Linked DNA regions of Homo sapiens: region 2 is linked to region 1. The links are chromatin loops, found by intact Hi-C in ENCODE. Cell type or tissue: Caco-2. All regions are shown on one strand. Each heading gives the region's core, and the rest is flanking DNA. Links, peaks and the distances in the headings are about the cores only. Region 1 overlaps CNTNAP2 (contactin associated protein 2). Region 2 overlaps CNTNAP2 (contactin associated protein 2).

The links. A loop is a pair of places that touch in the nucleus more often than their neighbours do. Peaks named below come from ENCODE experiments on the same cell type or tissue, not always from the same donor. Only the 100,000 strongest peaks of a DNase experiment are listed, where the experiment ranks them.
Region 2: it touches region 1 in a loop (2.3-fold over the local background); 1 of 110 quality-filtered maps calls a loop at or near these places.

The regions. Positions count from the first base shown.
Region 1 is chr7:147,429,553-147,433,954 of GRCh38, reverse strand. The region is part of intron 10 of CNTNAP2 (contactin associated protein 2); the gene reads right to left. Among named protein-coding and RNA genes, the nearest start is that of MIR548F4, 54 kb to the right of the region's middle. In Caco-2, for the core only: a CTCF peak has its summit at 1,650 (motif pointing left); a DNase peak (open chromatin) is centred at 494.
Region 2 is chr7:147,644,706-147,649,107 of GRCh38, reverse strand. All of the region lies in intron 13 of CNTNAP2 (contactin associated protein 2), which reads right to left. Among named protein-coding and RNA genes, the nearest start is that of MIR548F4, 270 kb to the right of the region's middle. In Caco-2, for the core only: no CTCF peak of the experiment used is centred there; a DNase peak (open chromatin) is centred at 2,373.

The sequences.
Region 1 (4,402 bases), core at 103-4,102:
GTATTATTTAAAAGGACAACAAAGCACTGCTATTTTAATATATACTAATTTCATTGTTCTAAGACATCTGAACATGTCAAAATTTTGTCATTGTTCCTACCAAGGTCATACAACAAGACATATCAAAGAAAATAAGTTCCTTTTCGATTTTGATATTTTGACTTTCTTTTAGACATTCACAGAGTTCCAGGTAGTAACATAGCTCTGTCTACCCACAGGCAGTTTGAAAACACCCACAGGCACTCATTTTTTTGTAGTTCGTAGGACACGGAGGAGAAACCTTGTTCACAACAAATTTTGATTGATCTGAAAATATGAAAATCCTAAAATAGGTGGAAAATTTCATAGGTAACATTACATTCCAATATAAAATTCACAACTTGTCCTCCTCAGTCATCAACACTTTTGCCTGAAAGGTCTCTTTTTTATTGATTTACAAAGCAAATATGAGTCTTCACTCTTATCACCAAGAAGTTGTCCCAGAGTGCCCTGCAGATAACAGTCCTTTCTTCTCAAGATCCAAAAGTAAAGCAAACACGCTGTGACCAAATGAACTACTATAGATTGTCTACAACTTTATCCCAACTCCAATCAGTTTCAGGCAGAATTTTCAATTGAAAATCCATGTCATATTGTGAGGTAGAGAAAAATAATAATGCATTTATCGCCTAAACAAATTTGTCTTAAAATGAATGCAAATTATTCGCCCACGGAACTTAACAACTCTGAAAAAATAGTATTTTAGAGGATGATGGTTGAAGATTTAAAAATTATGATATAAAAGAGGCGTCACGACACAGGGGAAAGATTCAGCACTCTGCGGATGGCCACTATAACAAGGACATTTTTTAGTGCAATGCTGATTTCAAATGTCCTGTGCTGCTGGTGAGCCAGGTAGCAGTCCTTGTGCCTGATTATCTACCTTTCTGTTTTGAAATGAATCATACATGTCACTGCCAGGCACCAGTGTTTTAGAGCTTATGTGTTACATCCTTGTTAAAGGCTATTGGGTGTGATAAATATTCAAATAACCATGCGAATGCATATTTAATCATAAACTTAGGTAAGTGCCAGTGAAGGAAAGCAGCACAGCTCTAAGAGTGCATGAAAACCTAAAGGGCTTTGGGGTTTAGGAAAGGCCTCTGTAGGGAGGTGATGTCTGGGCTGTGTTTGCAGGATGAAGGGGGGTTAAGTGAAATGGGCAGGATGTTCCAGAAAGAACACTGGGTGACACTGGATGACAGGAGGAGCATATGATTTCAAAAAACACTGTGACTGTGGTTGGGAGATTAGGAGGATGAGAGGAGAGAAATTGTGTGGAAATATGCTGGAACTATCAGCAAGGTCCAAATGGGGTTTCTTGGTGCTCACTGGACAAATCTTTGCTGGGCAAATTTTGTGAAGCATATTTTAGATAACCAATGAGACTCACAACATGTAGCTAATGTGGGAAGTAGTGATATTGATAAATAATACTTAATGTCATACACTTTGGGCATACAACTGAACTAATAATTTCCTTGGTAGAAAACTTCAGCATGATTTCTATTTTTTAAAAAACACAGCTTTGTCTCTTATCTTCCTTCTAAAGCTGCGATTCTCAGTAAGGGCTGATTTGGCCTCCTTATCCCTCCCAAGAGCTATTTGGCAATGTCTGGACACAATTTGCTTGTCACAACTGGAGGGGGTGCTATGCCATCTAGTGGGTATAGGCCAGGAATGCTCACCAAACATCTCACAATGCACAGAGACCCCCACAGCAGGAAATTATGTAGCTCAAAATGTCAATAGGGCTGAGGTTAAGAAACTCGGTTCTAAAGTGTTTTAACAATTTAAAGAGTTTTCCATGGTCTCTTGACCTAATGCACAAGATAGATATTTGTGAATTTTCCTACACAGAAAACAAGGGGCGCAGGTCAGATTTCAGGATATAAGAAATGGGAAATGCATTTGAGATGCATGTTAAACAAACCCAGATATACTGAAAGGCAAGTCTTCACTGGGAATTAAATTTGGGAGTTTTTAGAGTACTCAGAAATCAAATCCATGGAAGAAGTTAAAGAACAAAGAGAAAGTGCTTAGTGCAGAGCCTTCAGGAACTTCTAATTGCCAACTAGGTAAAGGAGAATAAGCCTAGAAAAGGAAATTAGCAGGGGCAGGCAGAACTCAAAAAGATAGAGAAAAACAAGAGTGGGATGTCATGGAAACCAACATAAGAAATTGTTTCAAGAAAGATAAACTGATTTACAGTGCCAAACATATCCCAGAGAAAAAAACAAGGAGAGGACTGAAAAGTCTATTTTATTAAGAGACATGGCGGTCATTAGTGACCTTTGTGGAGGGCTGTCTTGGTTGAGTGATGGAGGTGAAAGCCAGATTGGAGCGGTCCAGGATTAAGTGGCAGTGTGGAGCTAGAGACAACTCTTGTACAAGTCTTTATTGTAAAGAGAAGCAGAGGTTGTAGGGGCACATGTGTGAAATCAAGATTAATATGGGACAGACTCAAGTATGTTTAAAGGCTGATGGCAGTGATTTGGTTTGAAGCTAGCAGTGCAATATACAGGGAAAAGTTTATAGTTTAAAGTTTCTCAGAAGCTATTAAAGGGACAGGTTCCAAAAGAGATAGAGAGACACCATCTCTATTGTCACAGGAGGGAAAGAATAAGAAAATTTATTGATTGTTTTACATGGAATTCATTAAAGGTTTGTGACCAGATATGTAAGAAGAAATATTTATCAAATAAAAGAAAAATGAGAAGTGGTTGACATTAATCACTTTTCAATTGCTCAAACCAACCTAATCATGAATTCAACAAGCCAGTCATACCATATGACCTGCGCTTCTCCTAACCTTCTGTTGCCCATGCTGTTCCCTTCATCCCATGTATCTTTTTTTTTTTTTTTGAGATGGAGTCTCACTCTGTCGCCCAGCCTGGAGTGCAGGAGGGGCGTGATCTCGGCTTACTGCAAGCTCCGCCTCTCAGGTTCACGCCATTCTCCTGCCTCAGCCTCCCGAGTAGCTGAGACTAGGCCCGGCTAATTTTTTGTATTTTCAGTAGAGACGGTGTCTCACTGTGTTAGCCAGGATGGTCTCGATCTCCTGACCTCGTGATCCACCCACTTTGGCCTCCCAAAGTGCTGCGGTTACAGGTGTGAGCCACTGTGCCCGGCTCCTTCAACCCATGTATCTTACCTACTCTGAGTTCTCTGGGAATGTTTCTCTGCACCCTATAATGCTCCCTCCTCCTCTGTGTCCTAGTTGGACTCATCATAATGTACTGTAATTATTTCTTTACTGTTTAATTGCTGCACTAGACTATGATCTCCTTCAGGGCATGCTCACATCACATGTAGAGCACTGGTGGGTGGTGCCTGGCAAAGACAGTTGATAAACACTTGCTGAGGGGATTAGTTTTCCTCTTTATTTTTCAGGTAAACATCTTCCCATTGGATTGCTAGCTTGTACTGGCAAAAGATATATGCACATGTACCTCTGAGAATACTTTTGAATAACCTCTTAGAATACAGGTTTCTCTAAGTATCTTCACTGAACAGATGGGTTAATCCTGAGATGGTTAGAAAAACCAGTTAAATAGGAATTCTGCTAACTAAAAGCCAAAATTTTGTAATCAAGCCAATTAACTGGGTCATTATCAAATCTCTTTCTTCCTAGGCTGTGACCTCATAGAAGGCAGAAACTTCTTCTAGCTAAATATATAATGCATTTGTCAAAATGTTTACTTAGAAAATAATTGTATTTGGCTCATGGTGAGTTGAGAGGGAAAATGGGATGAGAACACAAGAATAAATAGATTCATGTTTCTGACACCAAATATCTATTTCCTGCTTTGACATCTAGCATATACAACTAAGTCAAACAATCCTAAAATTAATATGAAACCAAAAAAGACCCCACATAGCCAAAGCAAGACTAAGCAAAAAGAACAAATATGGAAGCATCACATTACCCAACTTCAAACTATACTACAAGGCTATAGTTACCAAAACAGCAAGGTACTGGTATAAAAACAAGGATGTACACCAATGGAACAGAATAGAGAACCCAGAAAAAAAGCCAAATATTTACAGCCAACTGATCTTTGACCAAGCTGACAAAAACATAAAGTGGGGAGAGGATACCTTATTAAACAAATGGTGCTGGAAAAATTGGTAAGCCATATATAGAAAAATGAAACTGGATCCTCATCTCTCACTTTATACAAAAATCAACTCAAGATGGATCAAAGACTTTAAGATGTGAAACGATAAAAATTCTAGAAGATAACATCAGAAAAAACTCTTCTAGACATAGCTTAGGCAAAAAGATCATGACCAAGAACCAAAAGCAAATGCAACAAAAACAAAGATAAACAAATGGGATCTAATTAAACTAAAAAGCTTT
Region 2 (4,402 bases), core at 332-4,331, 210 kb before region 1:
AAATTTACCTTAAGATTAATTTATTAATCAGAAATACTGGAACTGACCAAAGGTCACTTGGTAAATAGCATTTCTAATCATGCACACAAAAAAGAAAATGACAAGAGGGAAAACGTTCTTTCATAGTGGTTGAAGAGATGAGGGTGGGTACAATTCCTGCCGGGATTAGTTCTATACTCACTTTGGTGGCCAAGCATTGACTTCTCCATGTTCACAGTTTCTTCAGTGTGTCAGAAAGGTTTTTAATAGGATAGATATACATTTGAAACTCAGTTTTTCCACTTCCAGCAATGATGGCTGATATGGTTTGGCTGTGTCCACACCCAAATCTCATCTTGAACTGTAGCTCCCACAATTCCCACGTGTTGTGGGAGGGACCTGGTGGGAGGTAATTGAATCACGGGGGCAGGTCTTTCCTGTGCTACTCTCATGATAGTGAATAAGTCTCACAAGATCTGATGGTTTTATAAAGGCGAGTTTCTCTGAGCAAGCTCTCTTGTCTGCCGCCATGTGAGACATGTCTTTCACTTTCCATCATGATTGTGAGGCCTCCTCAGCCATGTGGAACTGTGAGTCCATTAAAACTCTTTCTTTTGTAAATTGCCCAGTCTCAGGTATGTCTTTATCAGCAGCGTGAAAATGAACTAATATGGTAGCCTTCAGTAAGTTTATTCCTCTGAGTCCTATTTTGCAAAACAGAGATAATAAAATCTACTTTGCGTAACTTTGAGAGTTAAATGAGATAAATGTCTAGAATGGTATTGTTCAAGACATTTAATGAGAACTTCTGCCCTTGTCTTTAGCTCCCTTCTTGAAACAGGTGTCCTTGTTCTTTACCAAAGCAAATTCTACACTCTTCTTTCTCTCCTGGGACCTATTATTCCTTTTCTGTCTTACATCTTTAATCTGAACCTCTCCAATGTCTCCTTCTCAGTTTATAAATTTACTTACAACTCCTCATCCCTAAAAATATCAAACATTTTTAAACCCCTACTCTTGCTTTGTCATCTGATTAAGCAGCTTTTCTACATGTAGCCATCCTCGTACCATCAACCTTTTGAAAACTTACCCCTGCTCTTTCCTTTCCCCATGCAGTCTTCAGTGGCTCAATCCACCAAACTCCACTGACATGAAACTCCAGCAGCCTCCCAACAGATAATGACAGGGGATGGCTTCCTCTCTAGGATGTCTCACCATTCACCATACCTCAATTTTCTTGCTTTTGCTTATTTTTTTACTTGCTTGCCTGTTTATTGTTAAATACCCATCTCCCTTAGCTTCCCAATTATAGGACTTTCCTAATCTGATTCTTTCTTCCTACTGTTTAATAACTTTTCAGTTCCTTTAGCTAGCTGCATCCTCTTCTTTAGTCCCCTTTTAAAATTAGTGTTTTTCTAATTTATTCACTATCTAGGTAGATGTCTAGAAGCTGGGCATGATGGAAGATACTAAGATATGGCCCCTGTCCTCAAAGACCTTGTGTTATTGTAAGAAAGAGCCCATTAAAACACCAGAAAACAATGAAGAGCAAGAAAAGCCATGAATAGCCCATAATCAACTGCTAAGTGATAGAGGTTAGGCCCTAAGTGAAACAGAAATTCAGAAAAAATGGTGATCACCGTGGGTAAGAATTGTAGAAAGTTTCATAAGGAAGCAAATAATTGTAGTACCAGTATTTTTATTTTTTATTTTATTTTTTTGCTTACCAGTTAATCTGTAAAAGAAGGGTGTCCTCTTACATTGAAATTGGCCTTTGAGTGGAGTCTCTCTTTATCTCTGACCCTCGTTAAAAAAAAAAAAGTGAACTGGCCGGGCGCGGTGGCTCACGCCTGTAATCCTAACACTTTGGGAGGCCAAGGCGGGCAGATTGCCTGAGCTCAGGAGTTCTAGACCAGTCTGGGCAACATGGTGAAACCCTGTCTCTACTAAAATACAAAAAAAAAAGAAAAAAAATTAGCTGGGCGTGGCAGCATGCGCCTGTAGTCCCAGCTACTCAGGAGGCTGAGGCAGGAGAATCACGAATCACTTGAACCCAGGAGGCTGAGGTTGCAGTGAGCCTAGATCATGCCACTGCACTCCAGCCTGGTGACAGAGTGAGATTCCGTCTCAAAAAAAAAAAAAAAGTGAACATAATAACATTCCATCCACAAACAAATAAACAAAATTAGTATTTTTCTTTTCTTCTGCGTTCTTTTCTTTCTCCTCCCATTACCTCTCTGAGTCATCTTAAGAAGGCATTACAACTATTCAATAAGTCCACGTGATCTTTGCTCCTGAGTACATGGGAAGATTGTACTTTGTCCTCTTCTAAAGTTAGGCCCAGCAAAACATGTGACTTGCTTTGGTCCATAAAATGTACACACACACAACGTGTTACTTCCTTGCAGGAGTATTTAATTGTCTGCGCTTAGGTTTGCAGCCTGCTCCTCCCTTGCTTCAGACATCATGCAGGTGCCATGAAACCAAGGCAGCCCAGGAAGCTGAAGCAATACAGGAGGCTTTGCATGAGGAAAAAAAAAATTGGTACATAATTGAGATAGGTCAGTCTTGACTATATGTTTTCTGATCTTTCAATATAAATACAAGAATGGAAAACATTAGGATTCTGATGATACTCTTAGTTCTTCCATTTTATTTTAGTTGTAGAGTATGTTTAAGAAAATTTCAAGGAAGAAAAAATTTAATTCATTAATCTTTTGATGTCAGTTAAAAGGATTTTACACTATGCCATCAGCCATCACAGATCACATAAAAACCTGTATTCCTAGTGCCATCACTTTGCATGTTAAAGCTAAGTGACCACCAATTCTCCAGTTTTTTCTTAATAAACAAGGTAAGCCTTAGAACTGTTGGCCAGTTTTTCAAGTCAGAAACTTGAGTCACCCTTGAATTTTCTTCCTCCTGTATATATAAGTAATCACAACTCCTGTTGATTCCAGCATCTAAACTTAAAAACAATAACAGCAACAACAACAACAACAAACTTTCTCTCAAGTCCCAGCTGGCCTCCCAGACATGCAGTCCATGTGCACTCTGGTGCGGACAGACTCTTCCCACCACCTCTGCTTCCTCCACTCCAGTATCCATGGAACAGCCAGAACTTCCCTACTTGAAATCATTCTGTTTGCCATTCAAATAAAATCCTCAACATTAGGTAGAGACTCTGAATTAATTTCCGGTTTCCATTTTTCTGCCTCTCCCACCTTCAAGTTCACTACTCCAGCCATTCTGACGCCTCTCACTTCCTTCAAATTAGTGTCTCTTGATCTCCATCTCTGAATCATTGAATATGCTGACATCGCTAACCCAGAATCCTTCTCTCATTTTTTTCTTAGTTAACTCATATGAATCTTTCCCATATCAGCTTATATGTCACACTTCCTGATACACAGGCAAAACTAAAAAATATTTGTTGACTTATTCTCCTACTCATTATTCCAGTTGAGGTTCTCATCAACTCCTATCCATATTGTTGAAATAGTTGCTTACTCTTCTCCCTGCAATCCCTCTGTCCCCTTCAATTACAGTGCCCATCATGCAGATGCTAGTTGTCTGAGTATGAAACATTACTCGATACAATTTTCTAATTTTACCCTTTAGTTATTACTATCCTCGTTGCTTGTCTCATTTAATTATATCACCCAATTTTAATACAATGAGTGGGTATAATAATTAAGTAAATAATCTTCTGATTAATACACTGATTAGTCACAATAAATTTTATTTACTGAAAAATCTTTTATTGGAATTGATTTATCCATGTCGTCTTAAGAGTTAAATGCTGCAGCTTCTTATAATGCACAGCATAACTTGAAATTCATTTGCTTGATAGCCGCACCAAAGTTTAGAATTTCTTGCTAAAAATAGATTATATGTTACAATGCCAGAGTCATGTTTTCTTGTCTTTTCAAAGCCACTAAATCACAGTTTAGTATCATAAAGTATGCTGAATTTTACACAGCTTACTTTATAGGCAAAAATTGTAAGCATAATTCAATTTCAATAGATACAAAATCTAATAGTAAACTATCCAAAAATATATATAATTTATATTGCTTCTTTCAACAAAAGAAGCAGTAAAAAGTATCATTCATGAAAACTAGCCAACACTGAAAAATTAAAAGAGGAAAAACACTGGAAACCAACAAAACAGGGCTAAATATAGCCAGAAAAATAGGGAAGATAACTTTTTATCTCTACAATTAAATAAATATATATGTAAGGAATCAATACTTCAGCAAAAAAATTCTTAACTAGAAAGTGTAATATGATTTGTAAAATAAATATATGACTACAATGTATGTAAGATACACAAATAAACATTTTAATGGCAGCATAATAGTTCTTGTCCAAATACAGAGAAACATTTTGGTTATCTAAAAGTATTAGTATTGTTGACTAA